2 separate regions of the Mus musculus genome follow, and region 2 is linked to region 1. The links are chromatin loops, found by intact Hi-C in ENCODE. Cell type or tissue: gastrocnemius. All regions are shown on one strand. Each heading gives the region's core, and the rest is flanking DNA. Links, peaks and the distances in the headings are about the cores only. Region 1 overlaps Gm609 (predicted gene 609). Region 2 has its middle 59 kb from the start of Btla.

Region 1 (12,122 bases), core at 3,105-11,104:
ATCATCTTACCCCCATGCCTCTTCTCCCCGTGACTCATCATCTTAGGTTCATGACTTTTGGTCTTGCCTTGTGATCCACTCAGTTTAACCAGGTCTGTTAGTGGCAATATCCACTGGAGACTGGGTGTCACCAGGGGATGGACACACAACTGCAGGCAAGGCTACCCACTTTCCTTGGATGTATCAGTAGGAAATACCTCAGCAGTGAGTGGTGGGAAGCACTGAGCCCCTGCTCCACCCAGGCTTAGCAGTCTCTGTCCTAAAATTGCTTGTTCCTTTAAAGACTTCTCTTAATTACTTGTTTTAATGAGGTTATTTCTTTTCAAGAGTGTCTGAAAATAATATCTACAAAGTCTTCAGTCGTTTTCTGCTTCATTCATTATTGTCATTTGTCACCTTTGACGCTCATTCTTCGGTTCATGTTACATGTTTTCTAAGTCTGTTTCCTCACAAGTTATTGTCACAGAAGGCCATGTCAGTATTCTTGCTGTTGCTCATTTAACAGTTTTTATTTTAATGCTATTTTCAAGGAGCCTCGAAAATTTAGAGATAAGTATTTGTGTTCTGTTTCTTGAAACTGAAGTTGACCAACTCCTTTTTCTGGTCAATGTTTCCAACTCAAATGACTTGACTATATGAGTTAAATACCACAGGTATCGTCTATAAATTTATTGGCTCCCTTATTATGGTAAATTTTAATTATTTATTAAAATGCAGGTGTCAATAATAGGGTATTTATTAATGCAAAAGAAGCTTATGCCTTGCTTATTTTTATGTTAAATATTAGGGATGTGAATTTCTCATTCTGGTGAAATGCCATATGTAGTTTTTCTGCTTTGTTGGAATTACCTTCAGAAAAGAGTTCATATTTCTGTGTAAAATTCTTCACGTTCAATCTCCACCTATCTAAAATGGCTATGTAGTATCTTGTTGAAAAAGAATAGTAATAACTAGATAAAACCACATTGGTGCAGCCAAAAGTAACGCCATACTGCCTCACTGAGAAAGATGCACACTCCTAATTATAAAGAGAAGTAGCAACTGCCATCCAGGATCTTACTTTTTATTCCATGGTAATAACAAAGCCTGTTATAGAGTAAATTTGGATGTCAATCAAGCTGTAGCAAGACAAGAAAGCTTTACAAAGTCAAGACCCCAAGATAGCAGCACAGTGTAGCCAGAGAATTAATGTGTTCTGGTTCGTGTTTTTCAGGTACCACGAATCCTTGTTTAAACTGGATGATAACTGCGATTGCATTCATCATTTTGTTTTTGGTTTCATGCATCATCAGTGCTGTTCTCTACATTTATTTCCAAAAGAAAAGGTAAGATATATATACATATATATATATATAGCAAGCTGATATGACAGAGAAACTAGGTACAATAGAGCTAGATAGAAATATTTTTTTAGAGCTGGAGAGATGGCTCAGTGGTTAAGAGCACTGACTGCTCTTCTGAAGGTTCTAAGTTCAAATTCCAGCAGCCACATGGTGGCTCACGGCCATCTGTAATGAGATCTGATGCCCTCTTCTGGGGTGTCTGAAGACAGCTACAGTGTATTTACATATAATAAATAAATAAATCTTTAAAGAATTATTTAAAAAATAGTTTTTAAATTCCAGGGGTTCTGGAAAAAATCCATCCAGAATAGTGAAGGGAAACTTATCTCCATTTGCTGGATGGTTCCTGACATTCAATGATTCAAAACTTGACTGCTGGCAAGCATTTTATATAATACTGAATTGAATGTACTATTTTTAAAACAAAAATGTTTATTTTTATGTTATGTGTGTGTGTTTTACCCGTGTGTTTCTGTATGCTAAATGTGTGTTTGGTGCCTGTGGGGCACTGAAGAGGTTGTTAAAACTCAAGTTGCAGGCAGTTGTGAAACCTCCATAAGGGTGCTGGGAGCTGAACCAGGGTCCTCTGATCAAGCAACAACTTGCCTTAAATGATGAGCCATCTTTCTATCACAAGCTTAAGATTCTTTATTGAGAATAAATTTTCACAGAAGAAAGCACAAGGTCCAAAGAAATTGGTGGGAGAGAGATGTAGAGCCAGGAAGCCTGAAACAGATCCAACTGAGCCATAAGGTGAAATGGCAATCTTACTTTATAGGATTAATATAATAAAATACACACCATTTATTCAGCTCCCTGGTGGACTGCTATGCATGATGGGAAGATAAATGGAAATAAGACACTAGGCAGTGGCAGTAAAAACTATAGACATAATTGGTAGCATGTGTCTTATTTTGCTGTCATTGTATATTCTTTAAATTTAAAAACCTTTGGTGTATTTGTTCCACAACATTTTTTTTTTTTTTTTGGTTTTTCGAGAACTCACTCTGGCCTCGAACTCAGAAATCTGCCTGCCTCTGCTTCTCAAGTGCTGGGATTAAAAGCGTGCGCTGCCACCACCTAGCGTTCCACAACATCTTAATCCAAGGAAATGCATAAACCAAAGAAGCCTGAGAATCTTATCTATGATCTAGAAGGCTCTCTCATGGGATGGGGAAGATGTGCCTTATAAGACAAGAATGACGGAGCATTTTGGAGAGTCTGCTGTACTAGTCAGGATGTCATGTCTAGAATCAAGAGGTAGAAAAGAGGAGGAGGTATTAAAGCTATATTCAGGATGGAATCTTCTGACTGATAGCTGTGGAGAAAGACTAAGAGGCAGGATTTATCTTACTCAAGGTAAGCGTTAAAACATAAAGGTAAGGTTAGCACTAAAGAAAACCTGTACAACCATGCAAAAGAATAAAGAAATAGCAAGCTTTGCAGGAAGAATTCAGAATTCTGTTTGGAACCGTGCCACTTTTAAATGTCTACTTTATACCCCAGGAACTGTGTTAATTAAGTATCCACATGTATAAACCTGGGCTTTCTGGAACGGATGGTAAGTTTTGTAATATAGAAGATATGATCACCACTGAGGCAGATCATAAATTTTTTTTCACAACTTAACGTAAAAATAATAATCAAGTTCTACTAATGTGATCAAACTCTCAAGGGGATTTTCTAGGATAAATCTCTCAAATTTTAATTAATAGCCTGCTTTTGCAATGTGCTGCCATGGAGGGGGTGGGGAATGTTTGGTCCGTATTCGGTTTATTTGTATATCAGTGTTATGTTTTTGTAGGTCAAATAACATGCCCGAGCCATCATCAACACAGATGCCTAACCCACTATCAACACTGGTACCCACACCACCATCAACAGAGACTGAGAACTTAATGAGACATCACTGCCAGTCTGAGACATAATTGATTGTATGTGATTTTTATTCTGTCACTATATTTTTAAATTTAAGAATGTTTCAAATTTTTGAAAATGTATTCACTAGCAGCAATTATCATGTTAGAAATAAGTGGAGACAAGAATTTGTTTCAAGTGAGGTTTTATTTATGTTAATGTCTTTACATTTTGAAGTTAAAATTAGATTTAACTGATACATAATAATTATAGATATTTATGGAGTATCATGTATATTTTGATAGCAAGTTAAAGGTATCTGTTTACTCAGACATTTATCATTTCTTTGTGCCTAAAACTTTTCAAATCTTTCCTGTAAGGTTTTAAAAATATGCAGCACACAGTCATTATCTATAATTACCCTCCTGTGCAGTAGCTCAAGAAAGTCTCACTTCTAACTATAAACTTAGTTTTGACCACTTTTTCCTCATCTCTCCTACCCTCTACTAACCCAGTCTCTAAACAATACCATTCTACTCTCAACTCTGTGACGTGAATTGTGTATTCCTTATCTTGATCAAATCACTTATCACTTGTCTTTAAGTAACTGGATTTTTTTTGGGGGGGGCTTTGTATGGATGAACCCCGAGTTCCATCCACATTGTTGCAAATGACAGAATTTCCATTTATGGCCAAATAATATTTACACCGCTGTGTGTATTATGTTTTCTTACTCTGCTCATTAGTTCTAGACAGGTAGTTGCTTTAGTCTTCATCTGTTGTGAATAGTGTTACAAAAAAACTGTGGAAGTCCAGATATCTTCTCAACATTTTCAACATATTGATTTCTTTTCCTTTTCAATATATATCCAATAATGGAATAGCCTGATTATATAGCAGTTTGATTTTTAACTTTTCGAGAATCCTTCATGGTGTTTTCAGTAATGGCATATTAATTTATATTTCACCTACACTATGTGAGGATTCCCTTCTCCATGTGCATACATCAGTTTTCTTTGGTGCCTTAAATAATAAATACTCCTGTGTGGTAAGCTGCTACCTTCTGGTGGCTTGATTTGCATTTCCATGATGACTAATGATATTAAGCATTTTTCATGTCCCATTAAATGCCATTTTGTATGCCTTCCTTCAGATATGTCTATTTAAGTTTATTGCCAATAAATCAAGTAATTTTTATTGAATTCTTAAGTTCCTAATATGTCTTTAAATATCAAAGTCTTGGCAGATGTGGACTTTTCAAATATTTTCTTCTTTTCATAAGATGGTCTTTCATGTTATTGGCAACTGTTTTCCATGTTGACCAGAAATGTTTTAGTATCATGTAATTCATTTTCTGTTTTGATTTTGTTGTCTGAGCTTTTGGGATCTTGTCTGAATTGTCCTTATTGATTCCACTTTCCTGAATATTTTTCCCAAGATTTGTTCTAGTGGTTTTATAATTCTATATTTATAGAGTTTTATATTTATATTTGATATTTATATTTAATACTCATAATTCTATATTTATAGAATTTGATATTTATATTTAATATATACTTGAAAACTATATAATGCAATATATTATATAGGTTTACAAATACAGTATTTGAACCTTCCCTCTAGTTGGATTTGATTTTTGCAATTTCTGTGAGAGACAGCTCTAGTTTCACACTCTTGCATGTGGGTTATCCAATCCACAACACTATTCTTCGACAACACTGTGTTTTACCAGTACTTGTGTGTGTGTGTGTGTGTGTGTGTGTGTGTGTGTGTGTGTGTGTGTGTGTGCGTATTCTTAGTGTCTTTATTGAAAATTAGTTCTCTGTAGATAGGTGGGTTTATCACAGAGTCTCTATTCTGTCCTGTTGGTCTATGTGTCTCTGTTTTGTTTCCATGTAGCTTCATGGTATATTTTGAAGTCAGGAGGTCTCCAGGGTTCTTTTGCTAGTTCTGTGTAGAACTGCACTAAAATCACATGAACTCTTTTGATCACTTTGAGTAGTGCAGATATTTTTTATGAATTGAATTTCCCCAGTCTTTGAGTATAGGATATCTTTTCAGTGTGTGTGTCTTCTTTGGTTTCTTTGTCTAATGTTTTGTGACTTCTTTTTCACTGTGAAAACCTTTGGGAAGGCTGATAGCCATTTCAATATAATTTCTCTCACCTAATCTTTGTTATCCATTTCTTCTAGTCTCTCCTCTTTAGAATGCTGAGTGTTTTTTCTGTATCTGAGTTATGTAAGTTTCCCTGAGCTAACGACCTAGTTTCTTTCATTTGTTTGCTGTCATGAATGATACCTTGTTTAGAGTGAAATCTTGGTAGCTGTCAGTGGTGAGGAAAATTCCTGGATATTGTGATATGCTTGTGTTTGGAATGATTCTCAATCTTTATAGAGTTGAGTTGGCTAGTTTTTTGTCGAGTTAACACAAGCTACAGTCACTGGAGAGAGAGGGAGCCTCAATTGAGAAAATGCCTCAATAAGATTGGGTTGTAGGCAAGCCTATAGGTTATTTTCTTTGTTAGTGATTGATGTAGGAGGGCCCAAACCCTTGTGGGTGGTGCCATCCCTAGGCTGGTGTTCTTGGGTTCTATAAGAAAGCAGGTTGAGCAAGATAGCAAGCCCCCCTCCATGTTATCTGTATCAGTTCCTGTCTCCATGTTCTTTTCCTGTTGAGTTTCTGTCCTGACTTCCTTTGATGATGAACAGTAACCCAAGTATAAGCCAAATAAATGCTTTCTTCCCCAACTTGCTTTTTGCCATAGTGTTCTGTTGAAGAAACAGAAACCCTAACTAAGACAAGTTAATGCCAGGGTTATTTCTGTGTTAAGCATGATCATGTTGTCTGGGGGAGGATTGTGGGAGGACTTTGGAACTTTGTGCAAGAAAAGCCATTGAGTGTTGTTCATCTAATGCTTGATGAGTTTTTCTGTAGACTTGGGAAGATACGAATGTTGAGGGCACACAATTGCAGTGAAGGCCGCCCCTGAATATGTTGCCTGTCTGTGACTCTCATTCCTCTAACTGGTCAGTCTTGTCTGGCCTCAATGAGAGAGGATGCCCCTAGTCCTACAGTGACTGATGTGCTGAGGTTTGAGAAGGGTTTCCCTTCTCAGAGGAGAAGTGCAGAAGAGATGGGAGAAGAGCTGCAAAGGAGGGGGCGGGGAGACTGGGAAGAAAGGTGAGCCAATATCAGAAGGTAAAGTGATTGAATAAAATAAAATAAAAATTAAGATTCTGTGGGTTTGGTTAGCTGAGGCTAAACAATCTGTGATTAACATGATATCAGAACTACTAAAGTGAAACCTTTGATTTGCTGGGGTGATTGATGCTGGTTTGCTGAAACTGAGAAATTAAGTGGTGATTAAGAGAAATCTGCATTATTTATTATCTTTTGGGGAGGGTTCTACGTGAGAAGTTGTGTTTCAGTGGTGGCCAAGGTTATAGCTGGTGGTGCCAACTGAATATGATAATGTAAGAGTGAGTCACCCAGGTGGTACTGGTTTTGAACGCATGAAGAAATCATGGAGAACAGTTGAGGCTTGTCATGTAAAAGGTCAGGAGAGGACTTCAAAGGTGCAGAATTGAAAGGGGCATGCGGAGAAGTGGATGCTTGTTTTGTCACCACGAAGAGAACCTAGGAGAAGCTATTGGTAAAAGTGCAGCCCAACTGCAGCAGAAGACCCTGGAATTTTGGAGATGTAAGAAACATGTAATGACTACCAAGAACAGCAACAGCAGAGGAGAGGAGCCAGCAGGGGAGCTGTGTGTGCTGAAGAGAGCAGAGCCAGAGAAGTGACCCAAGGCTTCAGGATACCATGAGTAAACTATAGATCTCAGGCATTGAGTTATTTATTCTGTTGGCATTCCGTTTTGTTTGGTTCAGATTGTGACTGGGCCCAAGGACTTCTCTCTTGAAATAAGAAAGAACTTCATTGTTTTTTTTGTTTTTTGTTTTTTGTTTTGTTTTGTTTGTTTGTTTGTTTGTTTGTTTTTTACAGGAACATGCAATTGAGAGATTGCATTTAAAAGATACTTCAGTTTAAAGAGACTTCGGATTTTCTTAAGGAGAGTGAATATTAACATGTTTGAATTTGTAAAGACTATGAGACTTTTAAAGCTATTTGGGTATTTAATGTGAGATCTTGGATGAATAAGAAAGAAAGGACTGTGGAGTAATTTAGTGATATAGATGTGGGTTAAGTTGACAAGGGGTTAGTTGTGCTTGCTAGTTTTGTGTCAACTAACCAGAAGAGGGCATCAGATCCCATTAGAAATAGATGTGAGACACCATGTGGTTTCCTGTGAATTGAACTTAATTAGTGATTGATGTGGATGGGCTCAGGCCTTTGTGGCAGATGATCCTGGGTTCATGGAACAAACCATGAAGAGCAAGCCAGTAAGAAGTACTCATCTATGGCTTCTGCATCAGTTCCTTCCTCCAGGTTCTGACTCTCTTTGTCGATAGTCATGTGGAAGTATAATCCAAAGAAACGCTTTCTTCCTAACTTTTTGTCATGGTGTTTCATCACAGCAGAGAGACCTGAAATGAGACAAGATTCAAAGTCTTGATAGATTCTGATAGTTCTCCATGCACAGCCTCATCTCTCACAAGTAATACAGGATTTCTGAATTTAAACATAATATTTAAGATGTCATTTATTTAATGCTGGCTATTTAAGGATATTATTGAGAATGAGAAATGTCTTATTACTCCGAGTTTATAAATTTTTACCATGAAAGGGTGAATGATGCCTGGGGAAATGAGATTCTAAGTAAATCACTTATCTTGCAAGCATGAGGACTTGAGTTCTATCCCCAGAGCCCAAATGAAAATAACAGGCATGCTGGTGTATGCTTGTATTTCCAGTGTGTGATGGAGAGGTAGAGACAGGATTCCAACATACATTAAAGACCAGTCGAGGCATCCAGCTTTGTGGAGTGGACAACTACTGGGTTCTTGGGCCTTCCTTTGGTAGACAGTCACTGTTGAATGAGCTGCACCACAGCCTGTAATGCTACTTACTCTCTGAAAACCCCTGTCTGTCTACTGATACACACTCATTCTCTCTGTTGTGTTCCTCTAGAGAACCCTGACTAATACAACAGCATGTATTTCCATTTTATTCCTAGTATTCATATTTCATTTTCACATTTCTGTCCTGCTTTCATTAAATTATTTTTTGCTACCTTGAGACTCATACATATAAACATGTGCTTATAAAATTTATTCCAACTTTCTTTTCTTATTTATTGAAGACAATGCATATGCTCATTTTTAAATTTTTTTTTAGATTTACTTCTCTATTTTATGTATATGAGTACACTGTAGCTGTCTGTCTTCAGACACACCAGAAGAGGGCATCAGATCCCATTACAGATGGTTGTGAGCCACCATGTGGTTGCTGAGAATTGAACTAAAGACCTCTGGCAAAGCAGTGAGTGCACTTAAACACTGAGCCATCTCTCTAACCCTCATATGCTCATTTTTTTTTTATGTTTATAAGACAAAATTTAATGAAAATCGGTCAGTGGGTATATATAATCCATGGTGCTAGCCATATGCAACTGTTACAGAGATGTAAACCAGTGGATGGTGAAGAAAATATTACATATTGTCACCATCTGATTCATCTTCTTCCTTCAAAGGTTCCTTGGCACATTTTTCTGCTTCCTCGCTTATGTCTTTGGGAACAATTTCATGTCTTCCTTTAGTTAATTCACCAACCCAGCTGAGCTCCAGTTCAAAAGCTTTATCCTTAACTCCATCGTGTACTATGTAAATTATTTTTTGCAACTTCTTTAACTACATCACGGCAAGTCATTTCCTTCATCTGAAGCTTTTCTATCTCTGTCTTTGCAGCCTGCCTGGCTTCGCCAATCGCACAGCCCCAGCAACCATATGAAACACCTGATGGGTCGATCATATAGAGCTGTGCACCATCATTCGCACTGTAAGACCCCAACAAGAAACTGCAGCCAAAAGGTCTAACAGCGCTGTAGAGTGTATAGGCGTGTACATACATGGCCACTCTGTGTGCAAGACGTTTTAGAGGAATGTTATAGCCAAAGTTGGACCTAAAGTTGGATGCTTCTTCTCTTGCTATGTCTGCTAGTGAACGAGCATCTGCCAGCCATCCTGCAACTGCCATTGCAACATGTCGATCAACATTAAAAAGACGTTTACTGGAGCCTTCTTCATAAAGTTTAGAAAGGACTACTTTTTCTACTCCAAACACAACATCGTCTTTACATCTGATCCCAATAGCTGTACTACTGTTTTCCATAGCCTTCATGGCATATTCAATTTGGAAAACTCTTCCATCAGGAGAGAACATAGAGGCTGACAAGTCATACCCAGTGCCAATGGAGCTCATGGTGCTGACCCGGCAGGCCACGGAACGCTTCCAGGCCTCAAGCGCCGCTCCTACCCATATGCTCATTTTTAATGTCATCTTTAAACATTGTCAAACATACAGCTTAGCATAATTTTCTCTACCTCTCATAATCTTACTTTCTTTTTTCCACAACATTTATTTATTTATTATTAGATATTTTCTTTATTTATATTTCAAATATTATCCCCTTTCCTGCTTTCCCCTTTGAAAACCTCCTATCCCATCCCCACCCCATAATCTTACTTTCTAATCAAGATTCCTTTCCATATAGGTCTGTGTGAATTATTTAATAGTTGATATATGCAAATTTTACACAATAATAGATTTAGTAGTTATTTGTGCTTTCATACATCTTGTAGCCTACATGTGGATTAATTTTTCCATTTATTAGAATATTTATTTTAAAAATTTTTGTTAGTCTGGATATAATACATAACCTAAGGATCCCGTGGTTCCCATGCCATTTTTCATTCTCTTATTGTATAACTCAGCTCTTGAAATCTACTGCTCAAACTTAAGAAGATTTAAGGCAAAACAATGCCTAGTAAAGTGTCATTTACATACCAATAAAATAACAAGAATAGAGAAAGCTTCAAGGAGAAAGATATTCAAAGGTACCCCAATAGAATGACTTGCACACACAAACACACGTCCTCATGCATACTTATGAAATGCCATCTATAAGAAAAGAGTATTGTTGGCACCAACATAAAAAATAACCTCCCATGGTTGCTCACATCTGTATTCCCAGTACTCGAGAGGCTAAGGTAGAGTATGTGTGCTATCTGGGCAGCAGAGAGTACTGAGAAGGAATAGGATGCAGTCAGAGGGAAGGGACTTGAGGAAGACCTTTGGTTTAGACTCTCTCCACATGTCTGTCTGTGGGTCTCTGAACCAGATTTTATCTGTTGCTGCCTCTCTGATGACAGCTGGTCAAGGCCCCAATCTATTAGTATAGCAGAATGTCATTAAGAATCATTCTTTTCTTCCTTCCATTTTTTCTTCTTCTTCTTCTCTCTCCCCCTTTCTCTCTCTCTCTTTCTTTCTTTCTTTCTTTCTTTTTCTTTCTTTCTTTCTCTCTCTCCCTCTTTCTCTCTCTCCCTCTCTCTCTTTCTTTCTTTCTTTCTTTCTCTTTTTCTTTCTGTCTTTCTCTCTCTTTCCTTCTTTCTTTCCCCAGCTGTGTTTGGTTCTACCCTAGGACTCTGGGCTTTCCATTATCTGGTTCTTGACCATCCAGGCAATATAGGTACAAGCTCTCTCTTATAGGGTGGGCCTCAAGTTAAACTAAACATTGGTTGGTCACTCCCTCACATTTTCTACTAAAATCTCATAGGCAGGACATATTGTGGGTAGAGGATTTAGAGGCAGGTTTAGTGTCCAGGTTTGTCTTTTCATGGTCTGTAGAATACCTTCTCACACCAGAGAGACTAGAGTCTAGAGTCCAAACCTCAGCTCTAGCCTCTCTATGTTCAGTGAGCTGAATGAAAGTTGACCTCAGCAATGGGTCCCACTGTCAGGTTTTAGAGGGTGACCTTCAGTTGTAGGTCCCAAGTCTCTCTCTCCTCTCTCTCTCTTTCTCGATCTCTCTCTCTCTCTCTCTCTCTCTCTCTCTCTCTCTCTCTCTCTCTCTCTCTCTCTCTCTCTGCTTTATACTTGTGATTGAAGATGTGATCTCTCTGGCAGCCTGGTACCATGCCTCCTGGTCACTTAGAGACTCTCCTCCTGTAGCTATAAGCCCAACAAATCTTTTTCCACAGGTTTCTACTCTAGTACAGAAACAGAAATGTCACCAATATAGTCAATCGTTTCTGTAAAGCTTTCATCAAGGAAAAACCTCAGTTCCAGGGCTTCCTGTGACTCATTTGATCTGTCCCTTGGTTCTCATCTGTTTTAAGGAATACTGCAGGACAATCTGATTAGCAGAAAGAAAGTGCTTTTGGGTTTTCAGGAAGTGTGTTCACAGGTAACTCTGAGCCCTTAGGACCTCTAAAGCTCTAGATGAGGTACCTGGTAACCACACACACACACACACACACACACACACACACACACACACTCGCACTGGCCTTTAATATAACAAATCGTAAAATAAAGTTTTCCTTTTTTTTTTCCCCCAGGGTGTCTGTATGAAGCTCCTTACCTTCCCCCTACACACACACACACACACACACACACACACACACACACTATTGTTCTGTTCTCCGTGTTTATCTTTTGCTGTACAGAACCACAGGATGCACCAGGTTTCTGACTCAAATTACTGTCCACTCAAGTTAGTTCCCACTCTGATTTTTCTGTATGGACTACGTCACCCTATACTGCCATTTGGCACGGGAGAGAGGCCAGTGATGGGAATGCAGACGAAACATGCATACACATGTAAAATAAGATAAATAAATCTAAAATGAAAAAAATATAGAGTGATTCTTTCACATTTTTGCTATATTACTCTAAAAGGCGAGAACCTGGCGGGGGCGGGGGCAGGGGCTAGGGATGAGGTTGTAGAGGGCGTGGTTGGTTGGTCG
Region 2 (12,122 bases), core at 1,446-9,445, 130 kb after region 1:
TATACCTGGAATTAATTGGAAATAGGGGACTTGAGAGAGACTAGAGAGAGTAAAGGGAAGAAGAGAAGTGACATAATTATGTTTTTGTTTAAAATGTATTAAAATTTTTAAATGGAAATGCCACTAAAATAAATATATTGAGAAGATTTTCATGCAATATATTTTGATCATATTATTTTTATTCCTTGTCTACCAAACTTCATGCACTTTCACTCTCTTAAAAACAACAACAACAACAAACAACAACAAAAATGAAAAACCATACACTGATTACCAACAACAAACCATGGACTCCATTTTGTGCTGGTCAACTACTTCTGTGTGTATGGCTTACCCTGGATGTAGCCACTGAAGAAAACTGAGTTTTCCTCTGTAGTCAGCTATAATTTGCAAATACTTTCTTGGTTAGGGGCAGGACTTTGTGCTCACTTCCCCTTCTCCATGTTGGGATTTTTGTTGGCTATAAACTTGTATAAGTCTTGTGCATGCTGTCATAGTCTCAGAGAGTTCCCAGATGTGTTAGTCTTACTTTGTCTGGAAAACCCTTTATTTTAGTCATCCACCACTTCCTGCTCGTAGAGTCTTCCCACTTCTGCACATAGATCCTTGAGCCCTGAGGTCAGGATGAATGTTAGATCTATCTAGTTGTGGCTAAGCATTTTAATTACCATCTATTGCAGACAGCAAAGCTTCTCTGAGGGTTGAGCTGATTTCCATAGTGGATGCACCAGTTTTCACTCCCACCAGGAATGAATAAGTATTCCCCCTTCCCTATCACCATGTGCTGTCATTTGTTACTCTGTCTTGGCCATTCTCACAGGGATAAGATGAAATCTCAAATTATTTTGATTTGCATTTCCCTGATGTCTAGGGAGGTTGAACATTTCACAAGTGTCATCTTTTAGCTCTATACTCCATTTTTAATTGGGTCGTTTATTTTCTTGATGTTCATTTTTGGAGTTCTTTGTATATTCTAATATTGACTAGTATTTTTTTTTTGAAGAAAGCTTAATTGGTACTCTCAAACCACTTGCCCTTCTTGCATAATCTTTACCCACTGAGCATTGAGAGGAACCAAAATCTAATCCTCTACAGGCCCTTATGAGCATTGCAAAACCGTCTGTTTATGTACTAGAGCTAGGAAACCGGTTAGAAAATTGTAACTAACCAAAAATTCTACTTTAGTTCTTTTCATTATCATAGTATCCATTGCTTGATGTCTCCTCAGAATTCTGAGTTGTTTAATGTTTACGTTAAAAGGTTGGGTAAGACAGTTGCAAAGGTATGGCCAACTGAAACTGGCAAAAGGCAAGTGTACTTGGCTTGCGGCATGCATGTTATCACACTGTTTATAGTCTCATGTTAAAGTGAAAGACGATATAATAATCTTTTCATTGTCACGGCCAATGGGCAACTTGTGCCCTGCTCTCGGGCACTCCCAGCTTTGTTCTCAGTCCTCTAAGCATGCTGTCCATATCTCCCATATGTAACAGGAAAGTAGTTTTCTCTACTTATTCATTTACTTGGATCTGAGCTACAAACATGGTTAATGGTCTGCAAGGGATTCATTCACACAGGGTTCATCAGGGAGGGAATGCTCTTCAAAGCAAGTGTCTTTGATATGAGGAGAAAATCGGAGAGAGGGAGAAATAATAAACAGGGCATGGTCTCAGGCACGGAATAACTTGATCAACAAGTATGGGGTACAATAGCACATGCATTACACCATAAAGGTCTTTCCTCCCTGGGGTGAAGTGTTGGGTTTTCACACCCTAGTTGTTTTCTCTAAGCTACGGTGGAGGAGTCAGTAATCTCTATGAGACATGACTGTCATCATTCTGAAAACGAATCTCCTGGGAAATGGGTGGGCAGGCAACTGGGATCAACTGAGTTGGTAAATTATTTCCCACCAGTTAAATGAGTCAATTCAAACTGGATTAGATTATATTAATTACAAGTATATTGTGAAGCTGTTCTTTGGTGAGTTTACTCGCCCCATGGAAGGAAGCCAGAGAAGTTGCCATGGGAAAGGGGAGAGAGGCACGGGAAGAAAGCAGAAGGAGAGAGAACGAGAGGGAGACCAAAATGTCCAGATGGATGGTTCAGAACACAGAAGTTGAGTCCCCAGACAGGGATCCGGGTCTTTCCTGGCTACATGGGGACCACTTTTCACCTCCTATACTTCTCTGCCAGAAACATAATTTCTTTGGACTCTGTGAGAACCCATCCCCAACTACCTCCTATCTGAGTCTAGAACTCTCAGGCTTTCTCTGCTGAGTGATGGGTGCACCAGAGTTAGCCCCATTTGAAACAAAGACCATGTCTTTGTTTGGGGTGAACCTTGGATAGAAAGTTACTGCCCCCATATAAACAGTTAGATCCCAGGCAATCAAATGGAACACCATTTCCATAGTCTCAGGATCTCCAGCAAAGCCGGAGAGAATGGGTGACACTGAGTATAAAACAAAGTATATCCAAATCAGCCTGAACTCCCTCTGTCTAGTTTTGTGAGAACCATGCTTTTTCCCCTTCCCCGCCCTCCTCTTTCACCACAACACAGCATCAGAATCATATCATTTCAATCTCATGCTTACTCATAGCTCACATGCATAAATGGACTCTGACTAAAAATGTGTTGACCTGAAAGCTGAAAACAGTTTAAAAATGTTTTGCTAAAATAACAGAGGTACAATATCAGGATAGTGGATAGTCTGCCTGTGCTTCATGTCCCCTCAGGCAAGTGCACAAGTAGGGGGAGCTTGCCAGTCACAAAGAAATTTTAAAATTTCTGTGGCAGAAAAGCTATTGCGATGAACTTAAATACTTGGAACATTTTCTAGCCATTCTTTTTTTTTTTCAATGTTTTAAGCTGTGGCTCTTTTGAAACAGGGACTTCCTATTTAGCCCAGGCTGACCTTGAATTTGGTACCCTACTGCCTCAGCTTTCTGAGTTCTGGGGTTATAGTTGTATACACTTATATGTGGCAAGCCATTCCTTTTGAATTGCCAGTTCAAGTCAGAGATATTATAGGATGTAACAGCTAAATCTAATACTTCTCTCTATATGAAGAGATGCTGATCTACAATGTATACATTTGCTATGTAAGACAAAGTTCCATCACATGTCCATAATACTCTTGTACAAGCTCACTGCCATGTCTCTCATGCTTTCTTGCTCTTTGGCCTTAGCGAAAGCCTAGGCCTTTTTTCCCCAGAAGGGCAATATTCTTCAGTGTACAAAGAAAAAAAAATGGAACAGTGAAGAAATTGTCTATGGATCCACTGCTGTGCATGGAAATCATCTTTACTGTCGGAAAAGCATCATGAGATATTTTTAGGTTTCTCAAAGAGTGCCTGTCTCTTCCCCAGGAAGTATTCATCATAATGTCTGCAAGGGGTTTCAAATCCCAAGCTTGTTTGGCTCACCCCACTCCTTTCCTCAGGCTTATTGGAGCAAGGTTTAATTATAACTGTGCTTAATGCCCAAATGCAAATGGGAAATGGTAAATTAGAAAATCAGATGTCCGTAAGAATTTCCAGGCTTGAGAAAAAATTAATTCCTTGCAAAAGCCCAATAATATTTAATTTCTCCTTGGACTGAAAGATTGGGAAGTGTATGTAATTAATCCTGTAATTATGATAGAAAGATTTTAGAGTTATTGATGCTTCATTATAGTTTATCAGAACCTGAAGGGGGAAAATCAAGAATGCTGCTTTTTTTAGTTTTAGAAAATTAAGTGACAGTGTCAAGTGTTTCTGTTTTCTTTTTTTTTTTTTTTTTAAATGTAAAGGTAGTCTCATGCAGCTAAGGTTAATCTCAAACCCCCAGCATAATCAAGAATGACTTTGAATCTTTGCTTCTTCAATCTCTGCCATCCAAGCACTGGCCTCATCGCCAGGAGCCACTGTAACTGGATTATGCAAGGTTGAGGATCAGGCTAGGGGCTTTGTGGGTGCTGGGCAAGCACTCAACCAAATTATACTCCTGGGCCTTGATTGGTTTCTTTATAACAATAAGCCATGTTTCTCATTGCCAGAGAAAGAGAAATTTATTAAGGGGATGAAACAATTTTGCCAGTTTTGGGGAATTTGCCTGTGTTGGGAAATTTCTAGAGAAGCAATTTTGTAGTGGAAGTGGGAGCTAGAGAGGGGTGATGAGAGGGAGAAAAGAGAGAGGGAAGTATATATTAATATAAAAAAATAGATATGAAATATGTGACCAGGGATGATTGCAGGCCCTGTAAGTAGACTGTCAGGCTTCAAACTCAGGGAAGGCCAAGTTTTTTGTTGTTGTTGTTTTTTTTGTTGTTTTTTTTTTAAAGACTAAAGCCTAGTTGTTGGCAGAATTCTGTCTTCAGGAGAAATTCCATCCTACTTTGTTTTATTTTTATTTGTATACAAATGCTTATAGTACCTTTATTGATAATAGCTCCAACATGAAAACCATCTAAATTTCTAGCAATTGTTGACCTGGTTAGCAGATTGAGGTCCATCCGTGCAACAGAATACTGTACAACAATAAAAAGATGGAAATTATTAGTAAGGGAAGCATCAAAATATTTCAAAAATAATTATAGAGAGTGCAAGAAGATAAAAGGAGTCCCCATTCTATTTAGGTTTCCAACAAACTAGATGAAACCTACCCACATACAGAGAATAATAATATATGTTAATTCCACTTGAGAATGCCTTTGTTGACAACCTAGAATGATGTTTGACTATGTATTTGGTTACTGTGGCCAATTCAACCTGATTCATAAAATTAGCCACCATGTTGTACCAATCCCTCTCAAATCTGCCAGGCTTGCTGGTCCTTTCCTTTCTTGTATTTCACAGTATATTTTCTCTGGTTCTAAAGCTGTGCCATTGTTCACTATTAATTTCTTCACTTACTTCATTTCATTCCTATTTGTAAATAGTACCATTTGCTTTAATGTATTTTACACATCAACCTCATCTTCCCTTGAATTCATGGGACAATCTAATTTTGTATGTTTGTCTCCCTGTACTGACTTTTAGTCATATTTCCACTCAAGGTAATATCAATGAAATGTAATAATGACTGAGCTATTACCAACTCATTGAACATCACACCACACCTAAATGAGTTGCATGATATCCCCAGGTTATCACACATTACTAATTTGGATAGATAGTAAGATGCTTGGAAGATAATTCAGTGTTTTTCCACCCCAGGAGTTTTAAATATGAGTGGATTTCATTGTTTTAGGAGTTTAGGGTTTCTTTAAAATAAATTGAATAAATTAAAGAGAATCTTCTACTTCACTAAGCAATTCAAATGATTAACTGACTGTAAGCACCCTCAGTTTGTGTTTATTACTTTGGTCATTTATTTTTCTTACTTGAACCTCTACTAGTCAAGTTCCAATCTCTGTCCTTGTCTGTCTCTTTCTCTGTCTATCTCTCTCTTACACACACACACACACACACACACACACACACACACACACACACACACACACACACACACACACACATGTGAGAAAGAGAAAAAGAAAGTTGATTGAACTCAACTAACTCTACTCTTGAGACCCCAAAGCAGTTCATTCCATAAAGTTGGTGCTGTTAAAAGAAAATCACAGATGTCAGAATGATGAGGATAGAACTTTATTCAACAACTATCTCAATAGGGAAGAAGAGCACATGTAATAGAACTCTGCTTCTCCCTGAAAAAAAAGGCTGGTGAATGTTACAATGCTAACTTAACACTAAAGGGATCTCGGCATGTTAGGGAAATTTTGTTCCACATGACAAGGCCATCTGGTTCACTGGTACTTACCCTAGAGGGCAAACTTCCTCAATTCTTTACATCTGTGAGCAGTGGTGGAGCCAGAGTAAGGTGGTCTTAAAGCTGAAGTTTGGCCCTTACCCTCTTTGGGGGCTGGAAAGAGAAAAGGGGAGTTGCTGCCCTCTTGTGTCTATTGCTTGGCTAGGGCTATTAGACTAAAGTGTCAAACAAAGAGTGAGCTAAACAAAACAGTGGAATTTCATTTCTCAGTTAAATGAGATCTGGTACATACAAGGTGGTATAACCATAGACATCTTCCATACTTCTGCCAACTAGAATTCCAAGATTGGGGGTCTACTGATTTAGAGTCTGGTTCAAGCTGTCTTCCTGGCTTTCCAATAGCAGTCTTCTCATCCTGTGCTCACATGGACTTCCCCAGAGTGTGAGAACTGAGAAATCCAGATTTCCTACCAACCAAGATCCTTCTCTAATGAACTTATGTGACTTACAATATTTCCTCAGCAGGCTTATCTTCAAATGTCACCACACAGGAGCCAGTGCAAAGCTTCTTAAGCCTTTCCATTTGACATTTTTTTTTTGGTCTGAGAAAATTTTATGTAACTCCAGATGCACAGATATATAAAATAGACATACAAACCAAGTATTCACTGGTAATAATTCATAAAGAAAATGATTTTAAAACAATTCCTTGCGTGCATACAGTTTTACCATTCATTAAAAACAAAAGTAAGCTTGCATCGTAGTGAAAGGAACATGCTTGTTTGTTTTTACACAAATAATTAAAACGTGGCTGCACATTTAATACTGCAGGACATGGAGCATCTTCAACATTCCTCAAGTCTATGAATCATCAGTCATGTTGATAGCACTACTTCCCATGAATACATGGTAAAAGATATGAAGGATGTTACATGGTAAAAGATATGAAGGATGTTTAGGGTCACTTTAAAAGTTATTGCAAATTCTGCTCTAGTCCTAAGCTAAATTTTATTTATTGATTTTTTTTTGGTGAAACTCAAGTCAGTAATTCAAGCAATGATTTTTGGATATGTATTTATGTATACATATATACAAATATACATATATCACATATACACATATATACATATATATATTTAGATAGCCAAATGAAAATACTGTCATTAAGTCATGACATTTCTATGAGAGTGAAAGACTTTATATGTAAATTACAATAGAAAACATTGTAATTTATAACATACAGTAGTCTGTAATTAGCTCTCCTTGGCATGATCAGCTGGACACATGCACGCACAGTGCACTGTTTATGTTGTGTGTTCAGAGGCAAGATTCAAATGAACTTCTAAAGTGCATCCTGAGTTAGCGCAGCCAGAAACACCTTGGATTTATTATGCAATTAATTTTGAATTCATCTTGAGAACTCAGAAACATTTAACTGTAGCCAAGATTTTGCATCCTCCACATTCTGTGTATACAAGCCCAGCTTAGGGAGCCCAAGTCCTGAGCTCCCACTCGTGAAAGTGAGAGAAACCAACACTCACTTCATCGGCCATTGTACAAAGAGTTTTAGGGGGTGAAATTCAGATGCCAATGAGCAGATAAAGAATTTGCAACTGCGACTTTCTAAAGATAAACTTCCTTAAAGAAGCTCAGGGGCTCACTCACATGCTTAGTGCTACGACATTTTAGCCAGAACAAGCAGGAAATACCCCTGGTGGCAATGACATTTCTTAAAGCAGGCATTATAGGAGACTGAAGTCATTGTAGAGATTTCAGAAATCACCTTAGTCTGGTCATGTCTCTTAGTGGAGGAGTGTGTTTAGAAATGTGCTGAGAATTCTGCAGCTCAAAGTACCAATGTAAAGAACTCTCAGGAACATTTTTCAGGAGGATAACTCCTTGGAAAGATATTTTGCCTTGTGTAAATGTCACCAGAATGCTCTTTCGAATGGTATAATTAGCAAAATATTCTTTTGCCTTACTTTTCTGCAATATGTGCATGATTCCAAGTATAAAACACCCAAGAATCCAAAACACTCAAGAGTCTAACGTGGATGAGTATACAAAATACAACAATATGTAATGGCATTAATGCCAGGACAAAAGTTGGCTATTGATAAGAATTTCCACTTTTGTGTTTGTATTTGATTATTTGTTTACAGTATTGGGGATTGAACCTCACATCACACCATTTTATTTTTTATTCATTTCATTTTATTTATTTTATTCTATGAGAGTCTTGTTGAGTTGCTGAAGTTAGCCTTGAATTTATAATCCTACCAAAGATCTAGGATTACAGACCTGAACCACCATTATGTGCAGCATTATAAAGGTAGTCTACATTTAGTGGAGAGTTTATGTTAGCAGGATTGAATGTTATTAAAAAGTTAATGACCATAGGTTTTCATGTTATTATATCTATAGTTAAATTCTATAAAGTATGTTGCTTTATATTGGCATAAATCTTGGTTTTGAATTGTTTGTTTGTTTTGCCAGTCTTCCATTCATGGTATTGAAGGAAATTTTAGAGGTCCTTTTATAGTTCTGGTTTTGTTTCCCCTCTTGACCTGAAGTATAACCATTTCAAATTTTATTTCTGCTTTTCTATGAATTTTCACTTATATAACTTTTATGTAGAACAAGACATATATCAGGACATGAAAACAGCAACAAATTCAAGAATTATCAGACACATCTGTCTTTTCTGGAATAACCTAGAAGGTAACAGTGAGAGAAATTATATAAATGTTATTTATATAATTATATAATAAATATAAATATACAAATTATATGAGTATATAAAGATTGAACAGCATATTTCTGAATGAAAAGTGGAGCCAGGCGTGGTGGCACATGCCTTTAATCCCAGCACTTGGGAGCCAGAGGCAGGAGGATTTCTGAGTTCGAGGCCAGCCTGGTCTACAGAGTGAGTTCCAGGACATCCAGGGCTATACAAACAAACAAACAAACAAACAACAACAACAACAACAAAAAACTCTGTCTCGAAAAAAAGAGAGAGAAAGAGAGAAAAAGAAAAGAAAAGAAAAGAAAAGAAAAGAAAAGAAAAGAAAAGAAAAGAAAAGAAAAGGAAAGGAAAGTGAATCATTGGAGAATGGGCAAGGGGAATTTAAAAGTTTATTTTGAATTAAATAAAGAAGGGAAATACAGCATAAGAAAGCATGTGAACTATGGCAGAAGTGATACTAAAGAGAAAGTCTGTAATAATGAGTGCAGTCCCAGTCCTGTAGTAGACTGCTTGTAGGGTTCTCTCTGCCTTACTTCCCTCCCACCCTCTCTCCCTCCTTCCCTCTCTCTGTCCTTCCATTCTCTTGGGACTCCACCAAAACTTGTAACTGGCCAAGCTTTCCTCTTTCTTTCCATCTCTTTGTGTCATCCACCATACCTCAAAATGATTGCTACAAGTGGCTACAGCAGGAAAAGTCTCGGGTAAGTGAATCGAACTATCCTGTTTGTCCTCCTCCTTTAGGATCCACATCCTCACCCTCAGCACAAAGCCCGCCTCCTACCTCAATTCCATCCACTGAAGTCTTCCACTCTTGGTTCAGACCCAGGAAACCCTGGCCCTTTCATCCCTGTCTTTCTGAACAATTCACTGCTTTACTATAACCGACTTGCAGGATCCTCTGTTCCCACTACACGCCCAACTCCCTGAGACCATACCACTGGATGTGAACAGGATTTCCTGAAACCTCTCTCAGCCTTTTCTCCTAGGCCACCTCTGTTCCTCTGTGCCACCCACAGACCTGCAGAAGCATTCCTAACCAGGCCACCCATAGAAATCACACATTTCTGAAATCCAGACAGGGTAAAAGAAACCAAAGAATATTCACCCAGGAAAACCAAGACTAGCTATCAACACCTAAAATCACTTTAATTATCTTAACCACAGATGTCTAGACATGAATGCAAAAATACAATGATTAACAACTAGGATGCTAAGCCTCATGCAGAACCCAGTAACCTAGAGTAGATCCTGAGAAATCTAATATAACTAAAACTTAAGACAAGGACTTCAAAATAGCAATTGTAAATACATTCAAGGATCTTAAAGAGGTTATAAATAAATTTCTAAATGAAGTTTGTGAAAATGCAAACAGTGGAACAAAATAATAAAAATAGTGAAGTGGAAATAGCACCATTAAAGAGCATCAAAACTAAGAGAAAACTGGAAATGAAAAATTTAGGAAAGTCAAACAAATACCTCAGGGATAAGCCTCACCACAGGGCTATCAGAGATGAGAGAGAGAATATCAGGTTTTGAAGACAAAATAAAAGAAAATGGATTCCTCAATCAAAGAAAATATTAAATTTTTTTAAAAATCTAGGCATAAAACACCAGAAAACCTGGGACAGTATGAACTGAGCAAATTTACTAATAATAGGAATAGAGGAAGGAGAAGAAAAACCCAGGTCAAAGACACAGAAAATATTTTCAACAAAATCATAGAAGAAAATTTTCTCAATCTAAAGAAGGAAATACCAATAAAGGTAGAAGAAGCATAAAAGACACCAAGTAGACAAGATCAGAAGAAATAATTCCCCTGGACACAAAATTATCAAAACTCTAAATATACAGAAAAAAAGAAAAACTAATAAAAGTTTTAAGGGGGAAAGATCAAGTAATGTATAAAACCAGACCTACTAGACTAACACCTGAGTTCTCAGTAGAGAATCTAAAAGCCTGAACATCCTGGAAGAATGGTTCACAGAATCTGAAGAGACCACCAATATTAGCCCAGATTACTACACTCCACAAAAATATCAATTACACTAAATAGGGAAAGGAAAATATTCCACGATAAGATCAAATTTAGGTAGAGGCAGCATCTCTCTACCAACCAAGCTCTACAGAAGGCACTAGAAGGATAATTTCAATCTAAAGAGGCTAACCATATGTAAGAAAATACAAACAAATAATCCCAGACCAGAAAATCAGAGGAGGTAGGGTGATCCTCTTAACAACAATCAATAATCTTTCTTCATAGGTAACTCCCAATATTCAGGCCTCAATTCCCCAATTTAATAAGAGCAACATAACAGATTGAATTAAAAAACAGGATCTATATTTTGCTGCATCCAAGAAACAGACTTTAACACGAAGGATAAACATCTCCTCAAGGTAAGCAGATGAAAGAAGATATTCCAAGCAATAAAACAAAGAAGGGGCAGGCATAGCAATTTTAATATCTGATGAACTCCACATCAAACAAAACCTAATCTGAAGAGAGAGAACATGCTCACACTACATACTCATTGAAGAAAACTCCACCAAGAAGACAATTGTTAAGATCTATGCAGCAAACTTAGAGGTACCCAAGTTGATGAAAGAAAGACTGCTAAACTTAATATATTGACCCTCACACAGTAATAGTAAGAGACTTCAATACCACACTCTCACCAGTAGACAGGTCATCAAAATAAAAACTAATCAGAGAAATGCTAGAGCTAACTAATATCATAATATCAAATATACTTAACATATTTACAGAACATCATTTCACCCAAATACAAAAGAATATACCTTCTTTTCAGCAGCTCATAGAACTTTCTCCAAAATTGACCGCATACTTGGACACAAAGCAAGTTGCAACAGATATAAGAAAATTTGAATAACACTCTGCAATCTATGTGATCACCATGTATTAAAGCTAGATACCAACAACAGAAACAACAGGAAGTTTACAAACTCATGGAAACTAAGCAACTCAATAATTAATGAAAAATGAGTCAATGAAAAAGTTAAGAAAGAAATTCAAAACATTTTAGAATTGGATGAAAATTAAAACATAGCATATTCAAACCTTGGGGACACAATGAAGGCTGTTCTAAGAGGCAACTTTGTACCACAAAAGTTGTTACGCTAAAAAAAATGGAGAGATCTCACATTAAAAACTTAATGACAAGTCTGAAAGACCTAGAAGAAAAAGAATAGCTAACACCCACACAGAGAAGATGTCAAGAAACAACCAAATTCAAGGCTGTAATCATAAAAATAGAAATAAACAAACAAAAACAATACAAATAATCACTAAAACAAAGCAACTTAAACAAACCTATAACTCCTAGTAGTGTAGAAGCAGTAATAAAAGGTCTACCAACCAAAAGAAAAGAAAAAAAAAAAGGAAGCCCAAGGTTTTAGTGTAGAATTCCACCACACTTTTAAAGAATATTTAATGCTAATACTCCTCAAATTATTCCACAAAATAGAAAAAAGAGGGAACGTTGCCCAATTTATTTCACAATTGCCCCATACCCAAACTACAAATCTGAGAACACATGAAAAAGATCATCCACCATGAACATGTTGGCTTCACCCCTGAGGTGCAGAGATGGTTCAGCATATGCAAGTTGA

What was found. Hi-C counts contacts between places; a loop is a spot of excess contacts. Peaks named below come from ENCODE experiments on the same cell type or tissue, not always from the same donor. Only the 100,000 strongest peaks of a DNase experiment are listed, where the experiment ranks them.
Region 2: a loop joins it to region 1, with 4 times the contacts of the local background. A loop is called at or near these places in 7 of 42 quality-filtered maps.

The regions. Positions count from the first base shown.
Region 1 is chr16:45,409,035-45,421,156 of GRCm38, reverse strand. It overlaps Gm609 (predicted gene 609), which reads left to right. Exons shown (of 5, transcript NM_001005854.2): 4 at 1,214-1,325; 5 at 3,148-4,402. The coding sequence ends at 3,271. Cd200 (CD200 antigen) reads left to right here and starts at 12,104. Exons shown (of 6, transcript NM_010818.3): 1 at 12,104-12,122. It also overlaps the pseudogene Gm5406. In gastrocnemius, for the core only: a CTCF peak has its summit at 7,445 (motif pointing right); no DNase peak of the experiment used is centred there.
Region 2 is chr16:45,276,990-45,289,111 of GRCm38, reverse strand. No RefSeq gene overlaps it. Among named protein-coding and RNA genes, the nearest start is that of Btla, 59 kb to the right of the region's middle. In gastrocnemius, for the core only: a CTCF peak has its summit at 5,933 (motif pointing left); no DNase peak of the experiment used is centred there; H3K27ac peaks cover 404 bases.